Linked DNA regions of Homo sapiens: region 1 is linked to region 2. Evidence: read pairs that join two places in POLR2A ChIA-PET (ENCODE). Cell type or tissue: PC-3. All regions are shown on one strand. Each heading gives the region's core, and the rest is flanking DNA. Links, peaks and the distances in the headings are about the cores only. Region 1 overlaps PLCL2 (phospholipase C like 2). Region 2 overlaps DAZL (deleted in azoospermia like).

What was found. ChIA-PET counts read pairs that join two places held together with the same protein. Peaks named below come from ENCODE experiments on the same cell type or tissue, not always from the same donor. Only the 100,000 strongest peaks of a DNase experiment are listed, where the experiment ranks them.
Region 1: POLR2A ChIA-PET joins it to region 2 with 5 read pairs; 2 of 35 experiments call an interaction of 5 or more read pairs at or near these places.

Annotation. Positions count from the first base shown.
Region 1 is chr3:16,888,959-16,893,361 of GRCh38, reverse strand. The region is part of intron 1 of PLCL2 (phospholipase C like 2); the gene reads right to left. Among named protein-coding and RNA genes, the nearest start is that of PLCL2, 6.2 kb to the right of the region's middle. RefSeq lists an enhancer at 3,959-4,058. In PC-3, for the core only: no CTCF peak of the experiment used is centred there; a DNase peak (open chromatin) is centred at 2,511; H3K27ac peaks cover 1,152 bases.
Region 2 is chr3:16,582,969-16,587,371 of GRCh38, reverse strand. It overlaps DAZL (deleted in azoospermia like), which reads left to right. Exons shown (of 11, transcript NM_001351.4): 11 at 1-580. Among named protein-coding and RNA genes, the nearest start is that of DAZL, 20 kb to the left of the region's middle. In PC-3, for the core only: a CTCF peak has its summit at 121 (motif pointing left); no DNase peak of the experiment used is centred there.

The sequences.
Region 1 (4,403 bases), core at 125-4,124, 310 kb before region 2:
AATAATAGAAGAAGCCCACCTAAAAAAACAAACCATTACTAGTTGTTACCTGCTTTACCTTCCAGGACCCTAAAAATGCATAGAACTATAAATCAACTTTTTGTTAAAAAAGAAATAAAAATGGAAACTAACCCCCCTAAAAGAATTTCTAATCCATCAAAGGAGAGCAGAGAGGAAAAGGACAAGGTCCTGGTTTGCAGATCAGACAGAAACTTGAGGCACGATGGGCAGGACTATGGTTATGGCTTCATGTTGGTTAGGTACACATTGGTTTCATCATAAGATTCAGCCACAAAAAGCCAAACTTTTCTCATTAAAAATTAGTTGTCTATTTTAGTACTGGTAGAAACTGCTAAGATCAAGAAGTCAGAATGGCTTGGGCAAGTAGGAGAAGAAAGAAAAAATCAAAGTCATCCAGAGGATGGAGTGGGAGAGGGTGATGGAGCAGTTCAAAACATGGACAGTCAAACCTGGTCAGAATGCTGGCTTTGCCTCTTACAGCCTCTCTAACCTTGCTTGGAAATTCCCAAACCTTGTAGAATGGGTTCCCTTGTCTGTAAGGGGAATGATAATGTCTCCTTACAGGTTCTGGTGAGACTTGCATGAGACGATGCATACAAAGCATCTCCTAGTATCTCTTCTTCACCCAATCCTTGCACTGCAACAAAGGGCAGAATTTCTACCATTACATGACAAAACATGCTGAGGAATTAGAGATCGCACTCCTACAACTCTTATCAGTACTCCAGATTCCTTATGTATTTTATTTTTAATTATTAATTTTATAGCACTTCCAATGAATACCATGTGACTAGCAAATATTAATGACAATAGGAGTTTAAGTAATTCAGTTCCTCAAAAATAAACAACAACTGAGCAAAAACTACAGATATCACTTAAAGAAACCAAATACCAAAAAACAGATTAAATCCCTTAGCAAACAATAATGTTCTCTTGCCATCCTTTTTAAACTTTGACAGCAGAATATAAATCAAAAGAAAATTTCAAAGGCCTATTCTTATTTCAGGGCACAAAAGGGAGCAATCATTTATATTAACATCTTCCAGAACAGTTATAGAATTAACCAAATTCCTAGATCCATCTTTAAATGAAGGTATTTCCTTTGTTTTCAAAATTATGTACATGAATAAATTTCTTCTTTGAAGCACACATCCCACTGAGTTTTATATTCCAATCAAAACCAGTTGGAGTTAAGTCTAAATAACATCTTCATCCAACTCCTAAGACTCATTCTTGTCCCCTTATTTATCCATTCACACATTTATTCAACAAATACATACTTAAACAAATACTTTTCACAAGACATTAAACTAGGTGTTTTCATAAATTCAGGATGAAAAAGATGTAGTTGCCTAAGAGGCAGAAGGACTGTATGGAGATACAGGGAGAGTGGTGGCTGGAAGACAGAGAAATAATTCATTCTAACTGGGAAGTGGTTAACTGAGGAAAACCTTAAAGATTACTAAGAGAGAAGGAAACCTGAGGAAACAGAGGTGTCACCATAAAGGCTAAGTTTAGGCACAGAGGGGAATCTCATGGGGCTCCAGCATAGGTTGTAAGGCAGTTTGTGAAAAGAAGATTACAAGTAAGATGACCATATTATTTATCGTCCAAGCTGAGATGCCTTTGAGAGTTAAAGGAGGCACTATTAATAATCTTGTCACAGCAAAAGATGTAAACCTGGATTGTCCTGGGCAAAGCAAGACATGTGGGTGCTTGGCACAATGAAATTGTATGTTCAATACCCTTTGATCCCATAGTTGGGGCTATTTACATGTGTGTGCAGTTGTACTGAGGTATCAGATTTAGAAAGACACCAAAACAATTATTGAAAGCATTTATGGAACATGCCTGAGAAATTTCCCTAGGCACATTCTGCATATTTCAAAAGACAAAACTTTCAAAACGAGCATGGCCATGTTAGTCTGCTCACCTCTCTAAAGGAGTCTGCTCAACTAAAAATCAGAAAAACACACTAATGCTTATTAGGTGCCACACACTGCTCACACATCAATCATCTCCTTTAATCTTTACAACAATGCTATGAGAGGAGGTTTTATTCTACCTGTTTTAGAGATGGAGTAACTGGACATACAGACTTCAGTATCTTGCCCAAGGCCATAAAGAAAGGAACCAGGGAAGCCAGGATCTAATCCAAGCCCCTAACTACAGACTTTCTATTGTTCCCACCACAATTCTGCCTCCTGAATAATCCAGATACGCAACATGTGGCCTGGGGGCAGCCCTCGACCACAGGATGCAGCCCAGCTGAGATTACTAGCTAAAATATGGTTCACCTAATTACCCCTGCCATGGGACCAAGTGCTAGTGGTAAGAGGGCCTAACAACCTGCCCTGGTTTGCCATTCTGGAATGGGTGGGTGCCAAGTGTCCTGCCAGAAGGCTGGACCATTCACATAATTGTTGCTGAAGCTCAATGCAATGAGTTATATACTTTGGGCACCCTAAAGCTATGGAATTACTCTGATACAAAGAATAGTGGCTGGCTCTAGCGGCTCTGACTTCAGTTTGAGTCACAAACGACACTCATGCTAAGCACAACCCTCTCAATTTACCAATCTTATCAGTAGAAAAAAGCTCAGCAGGCAGCTTACAAACATAACAGTCGCAGATCCTGTGGTCCACTGGTAAAAGTATTTGAATCCCACCAATATAGAACAGAAAAGAAGTTAAAGTAATCCAGAAGTCTGGTAGATAAGTAAATAACTGGCATCCAAAACTTAGTATTAAGAAGGAAGAAAGCATCTATTCTTGAACACATAAGTATAAAGTCTGAAGAAAAACTATAAATGTTCATACTTCATTTATATCTGCATTTAGGCTGTAAATAATGTTGCCCTATTTTGTTGAATATTGAAGCCTGGGTAACTTAAGCATAAAAAAATAAAGTAAATAACATTCTAGTTTAGGCTCCTTGCAGAGCACAAAGAACTATAAAAGGAAGTGAACAGATTCTGGGATAGAACATTCTAAGAAAATAACTTGTGGCCAATATCAGCAATTAATAAAATAAACAATTTCCTGTCAGTTGCCTATTTGGATTTGATGAAAAACAATGCAAATCAAATACAACCATTTGGGGGAGGCTGGAAAATGGAGGAGGAGGAAAGCAAAAGGGAGCAAGTAGATTTTAGGGCATGAAAATTAATATACTCTGCTTTTGAAAACCTAAACTGAATTGTGACAAAAGCTCTTTGAGCAGGCTAAAACAAGCAACCATGCTTTGGCCTTTCAACAGTTAACTTGTGTGGTCTAAAATGTATTAGCACAAAGTAAAGTGGGGAGTTGCTGATTGGCCATTAGATTTTTCTGACCTTAATGATCCAGGTTTCCTATCTATCCAGACAAATTCACTTTGTTATCCAGCTACTGTCTGTTTAATTATTTATGATGTGCCCACAGGTTTGCTGGGCATGCGGTATCTTTGTTTCCCCCATTCAAAAAAAAATGTCTAAAGTCAAACGCAGATATTATTTTTAAGATCCAATTAAAAAATGGTTACTGAGTGTTTGTTACCTGTGCAGAACTGGTAAATACAGTCCAACTTCTGCCTGCAAGGAGCCTAGTTTATTTAAACCATGGGCCAAGACACACATAAAAGTTTTATTTCATTTAAATGTGTATAATAGATGTGAAAAGGCTGCTTGTTGTCCATGTTGGAGAGCTCAGTGTCAAGACATAGGTGAACATAGTAGTATAAAGACAGTAAAAGTGTTTCTCCTACACCACATGACACTATGACAATGGCAATAATGATACTAAGAAAAATAAGGGCTGCCACCTTGGGCAAGGTCAGATCATTGGTCCCTGTGAAGCTGCAAGCCCTGGTCAAGCAGCCACAACGGGTGACTAAAAGCCTCCTGGCTATGTTATCTGCCAACTTCTTCCACCAGCAGAAACAGAGATTCTTTTCCTTCTTCCAATATCTCCTACATTTAAAGAGGGCAATCAAATCCAATGTCTGAAACCACTGATGCTGCCTTAACCACAAAAAATTCAAACTGCCACTGTAATGTGGGGAAGCAATGGAGTGCAGCCATATACCCAAGCGGGATACAAGTAGCTCCAGCACCTGGGGCACAGGGTTAACCTCTCTGAACTCTGATTTCCTCCTGTCTCTGTGGTTAGCACAGGACCAAGTCAGAGAATTACGGTAAGCACTTTTCACGTGTTTTGCATGCAGTGAGTGTTTAATAAGTGTTGGCTACCGTTATTACTTCTAAATACCAAGATAAGGTAATGGCCGAATTTCCTACTGATTAAAAAAGAACCGAAGATTGCCATTGTCTGGGGATGAGGGGAGCGAAAGATCACAGAGACCTGGGAGTTTTTTGAGGTGATGTTAGTGCCCTATATCTTCAT
Region 2 (4,403 bases), core at 67-4,066:
AAAAGTTGTATCAGTACCATTTGATCTGCCATGGACATGAGTTTAAAGCGGCTTTCTGGCCCTTCTTTCAGTGACTTCTTCCCTAAAATGTAGAAATTCTAACTTAATGTAGTTACTGTGAGCCATATTACTAGTGCCCCCTAGGGTCTATAATTCCTTAAAATTTTCATTCTGAATCTGAAGGAGAGAGTCTTTTAACTTTAGAATTCCCAAGAGGGCTTTATTACACCTCAGAAATTGAAAGCACTATGAATTTGTCCATTTAAAAATGATCTGTAGTTTTTTTGGTGCTATAACATTCTGACACATATCATTCTGTGATTAAATCTCCAGCTTACTATAAATGATATCTATATTCTAAAGAGCTACTTCTAATTATTCCAATATGACCTTAAGGAAAAGTAAGGGAATAAATTTTTGTCTTTGTTGGAGTGAAGCATTTAAAAGAGTAAGGGTAAAAAAGATAAAGTCCTGAACCTTTCAAAATGGAAAATTAATTCTAAACTTAGAAATATGCTTCTGCCTATTGCTGATACTGTCTTTGCATACATGAATAAAAATAAAGTTTTTTTCTTCAAAAGTGTTTTTAGCATTCTGATGTAATAATCTAAAATGGTGGGGAGTTGGGTGGGAACTGTGTAACAAGATTTAGATTCTTAAAATGCAAAAGTATAAAGTTCAATTTACTGATCTGGCAAAGTTAGGTCATAAAAGCAAATTCAGGTACAAAGAGAAATTTAAGAGATGCATGAACAGCAGTGCCGAGTAGGAATGCTGATGAACACATCTGACTCTGCTATCTCATGGCTAAGGTCCCTCTCAATTTGGACCCTATGAAACATTTTGTCTACTGTACGCTTTGGGCCTAATCTCTAGACCTTTTATTTCGGGGTATTGCGGTTGCCTAATAGAGCTTAAATTTTTTGTATTGCATGTACTTCTTATGGATGCAATCAAAAAAAAATCAGTACTTACTACCTCTTCCAGCTGTAGTTCTAGTACTCCCAATTCTATAAGCTGAGCCCAGTGGAGAGGAAATTCTCCCCTCAGACACTGCTTCTATATTTCATCATTTAGTAAGCTTACTGATTCATAACCAGAAAGTTGACTCCAAGGTTCTGCAGGATACCAAACAGTGCTTTCTGCATCACCAAAGATTAAATTGTGATGTTTAATGTCTAATAATAGGCTAAAAATTAGTAATTCTTAAATGTGTATATGTGTATATATGTATACATATGTGTGTCTGTATATGCGTATATCTATGGTTACGTATATACCAACCATTACCCAGAATATTTGGTTATAGCACAAGCTCAGTGAGTTTATGGTATTTTCAGACCCCAAAACTAGACTTACATATGCCTTAAGATAGTTGCTTTACACCAGCTTGTTATCTCAAGCATGTTTGTGGTTTAGTATTAAATTCTTAACACAAAATCAAATCTTTGGAATTGAAAAATACTGTTCAGCACTTTTTTGTAAAAAGTTCAAGTTATGGCAAAATCAAGCAACTCTAAAAAGGTTGGTCACCTCCATAAGTGTATTCTGCATGTTTGTTTTTTCTTTTTCTAAAATCAGATTACCTTTAATTCAGAATAATTTCAAAATTGATAGTACCCATCTTGCAAGGAAGTCATTAACTTTTAAAAATTAATACTCCATGGCAGTTCCCTCTAGTTGTAAAGCACCTCTGGCCCTTCTTCACTAAAATTCTCTTGGCTGTCTTTAAAGGTAAACTCAACAATGGGCTGCCACATTGCTTAATCGCCTTGCCTGCTTTCATTGCTGTCAATTGAGGGTAATAAGGAGCAGCAACTATAAGGCAATGTGCCACTCTGCTTTCACAAAGATGGCAATAGAGAAGGTGGGGAAATATAAGGGAGAGAAAAGCAGCAGTATTTTCCATTGACCAAGTCTTGCGAATAGGGCCAGCTGTTGAGTATGATCATTTGGAATCCCTGAAACACTTCTAGATGAGGATTGCTCCTGTACATATTTTGATAACTGTGTAATCTAACCCTTCCCAACATTATGTGTAGTATGTCTCTCTCTGTGTAACTGATGGTTGTGAGCAATTCCTCACCACCCATCAAAGACTGAGTTTTCCATCTGTAGACAGTACATTTGGTAGTAGAAAACAATAGACATAAGAAGTTCAGACTATAAACAGGCGTTTTTGAATGCTCATGCAGAATATTCAATCTGCATAGCAAAGAAATGATAGGTAATTCTACATTGCATTTAGAGTTAAAAACATCTGTCCAATATGGCTGTAGCTGTGGGCCTATCCCAAGAAAATGCAAAAAAATTGTCTCCTGGTACAGAAACTGAAACTACCACTGTACAATTAAACTCTATGGTAGCTGTATTTTACATTTTTAACTGGTCTGAAACAAAGTTTTCTAGTTGAGTCTCTAGTTCATTTTCCCAAGGCAAGGCTTTGTATCTTATGTGCACCTCCATTAAGGCTGCATGCCAGGAATGTGCGTTTTCCCACATATAAAACTTAAAGATACCAGTTCACCAGGTCTTTAACAGTAGAACAAATGCTTGCCTGACTGGGATATTCAGGTCATGAAAGCTCTTTATAAATTTGAAGGAATAGTAACATTTCAAGCACTTTGGAAAGTTGGAGGTTTTATAATCCTTCATTAGTTCTTTTTTACAGAAAAAAAATCTAGCAAAAGTATACTAAGGCTCTAATCACATCTATTGTCTTTGCCCAAAATAAAATGGATAGAGACACACCATTCTGGCTCAATCTTAATGGAACTCTACTATAGAAGAAAGGCAGAGTTGATACTAATACGGCCAGGCCGGCTGTTTAAGTGGACATGTCCCCTCTGCCCTTGTACCTTTGTTTAAAAATTTTGATATGATTCTCCCCACCTCCTCCACAACCTCCATAAATCTGACTGGGCCAGTAAGAATGGAGACAGGTAATTTAAAATGCAGAGAACATTTTCTCTTTGTTTTTATCTATGCTGATCCCCTACCTAGTGTTGGAGTGGCTTCACTGAGTAAAATCTGAACAGTATTTAAGTAGTACACCCGCTATATGAGAAAAGCTTGACTCTGCACTTTTTTTTTTTTCTGAACATGACTTGGTTGCTGCTTATCATTCTAGTTGGTGATGTGTCTGTCTGACAAAAAACCCATATGCTCACCATCCAAAGTTGTATCCATGATTAGATTAGATCAGCCCAATATTTGATAGGGCAGGTTTCCTTGATGCCAATTTTACAGGGAAATCAAAGAGAATCAGAACTATCATCAGGGGTGTTTTTCAGAGTTGCCAAATCCTGGGCCCCATTCTCAGATGCTCCTATTCTAATGCTCTGGATGGGCCCAGTGATCTGCATTTTTAACGTGTGCTCCAGGTGATTCTGATCACTGTAACACATACTTTGAGAAATACTGCCTCAGATGAGGATCTCTCATTATATCATCTCAAGCTACCCCTGGATTTAGGATAGAAACAGCCCTGTCAGGTCCATTATGACTTTCGTAAAGGATTTCATTGGCTTAATTCACTGAATTCATCTTCCCCTGCCAAGCCTGTGCCCGGGAGTGCTGGTTGTCCATAGGCAAGAGTGACTCATGAATGGGCTGAAATGGATTGAATGAAAAGTCCGAAAACCAAGACTTTTGGCCGGAAATGAGTGATAGGAGAGAGTGATTACAGAGGCAAAGCTGGATTGCAAGGCCAAGTGCAGGCAAGCCAAGGGTGAGGGACTAGGCTCGAGTGGGAGGGGGCAGAGTGGATATCATGGAGACAGAGACACTGTGCTTGCCTCCTGGAGTGAAGAACTATGCCCTTGACCTACTTGACAAATTTTACAAACGCTATTACCCATGGTTTTCAGAAAAGTATGGCCTGTCATTGCTCCTTTTCCTGCCGTGGAATTAACTAATATATCTTTAAGCAAGAATAATAATGACAAATCAATATGAAAAATACTTTGAGATCAAGTTCCAGAGACAGCCTTTAGGCATTTGATATCCATATTCTTTTTGAATGTGTGTTTGTGTTTTAAAATTTCACATTTAATTCACTCAAAAGTATAAAAATATTTCTTTAAAGAATAATACCCGTTAGCTTGAGAAATAGAACATTTCATTAATGAAAAAATGTGCCCTTCCTAATCGCACCCTCTTTCTCCCCAAGAAGAAGCCACTAAATTGAATTTTGGTTTAATCATCTGCTGAATAAAATGTTTATTTTCACATGATTTTGAACTTTAGAAGAACTTACACGGAAACTTTTTTTTTTTTTTGGCACATTGTTATACTCTTCCATGTTGACTGGGGGATTGTATTTATTTTACTGGTTTTTAGTTGTATCAGTTGAATATTCTGTGGTTTATCGTTTCACATGCTGGGGGACAATTGGATTTTAT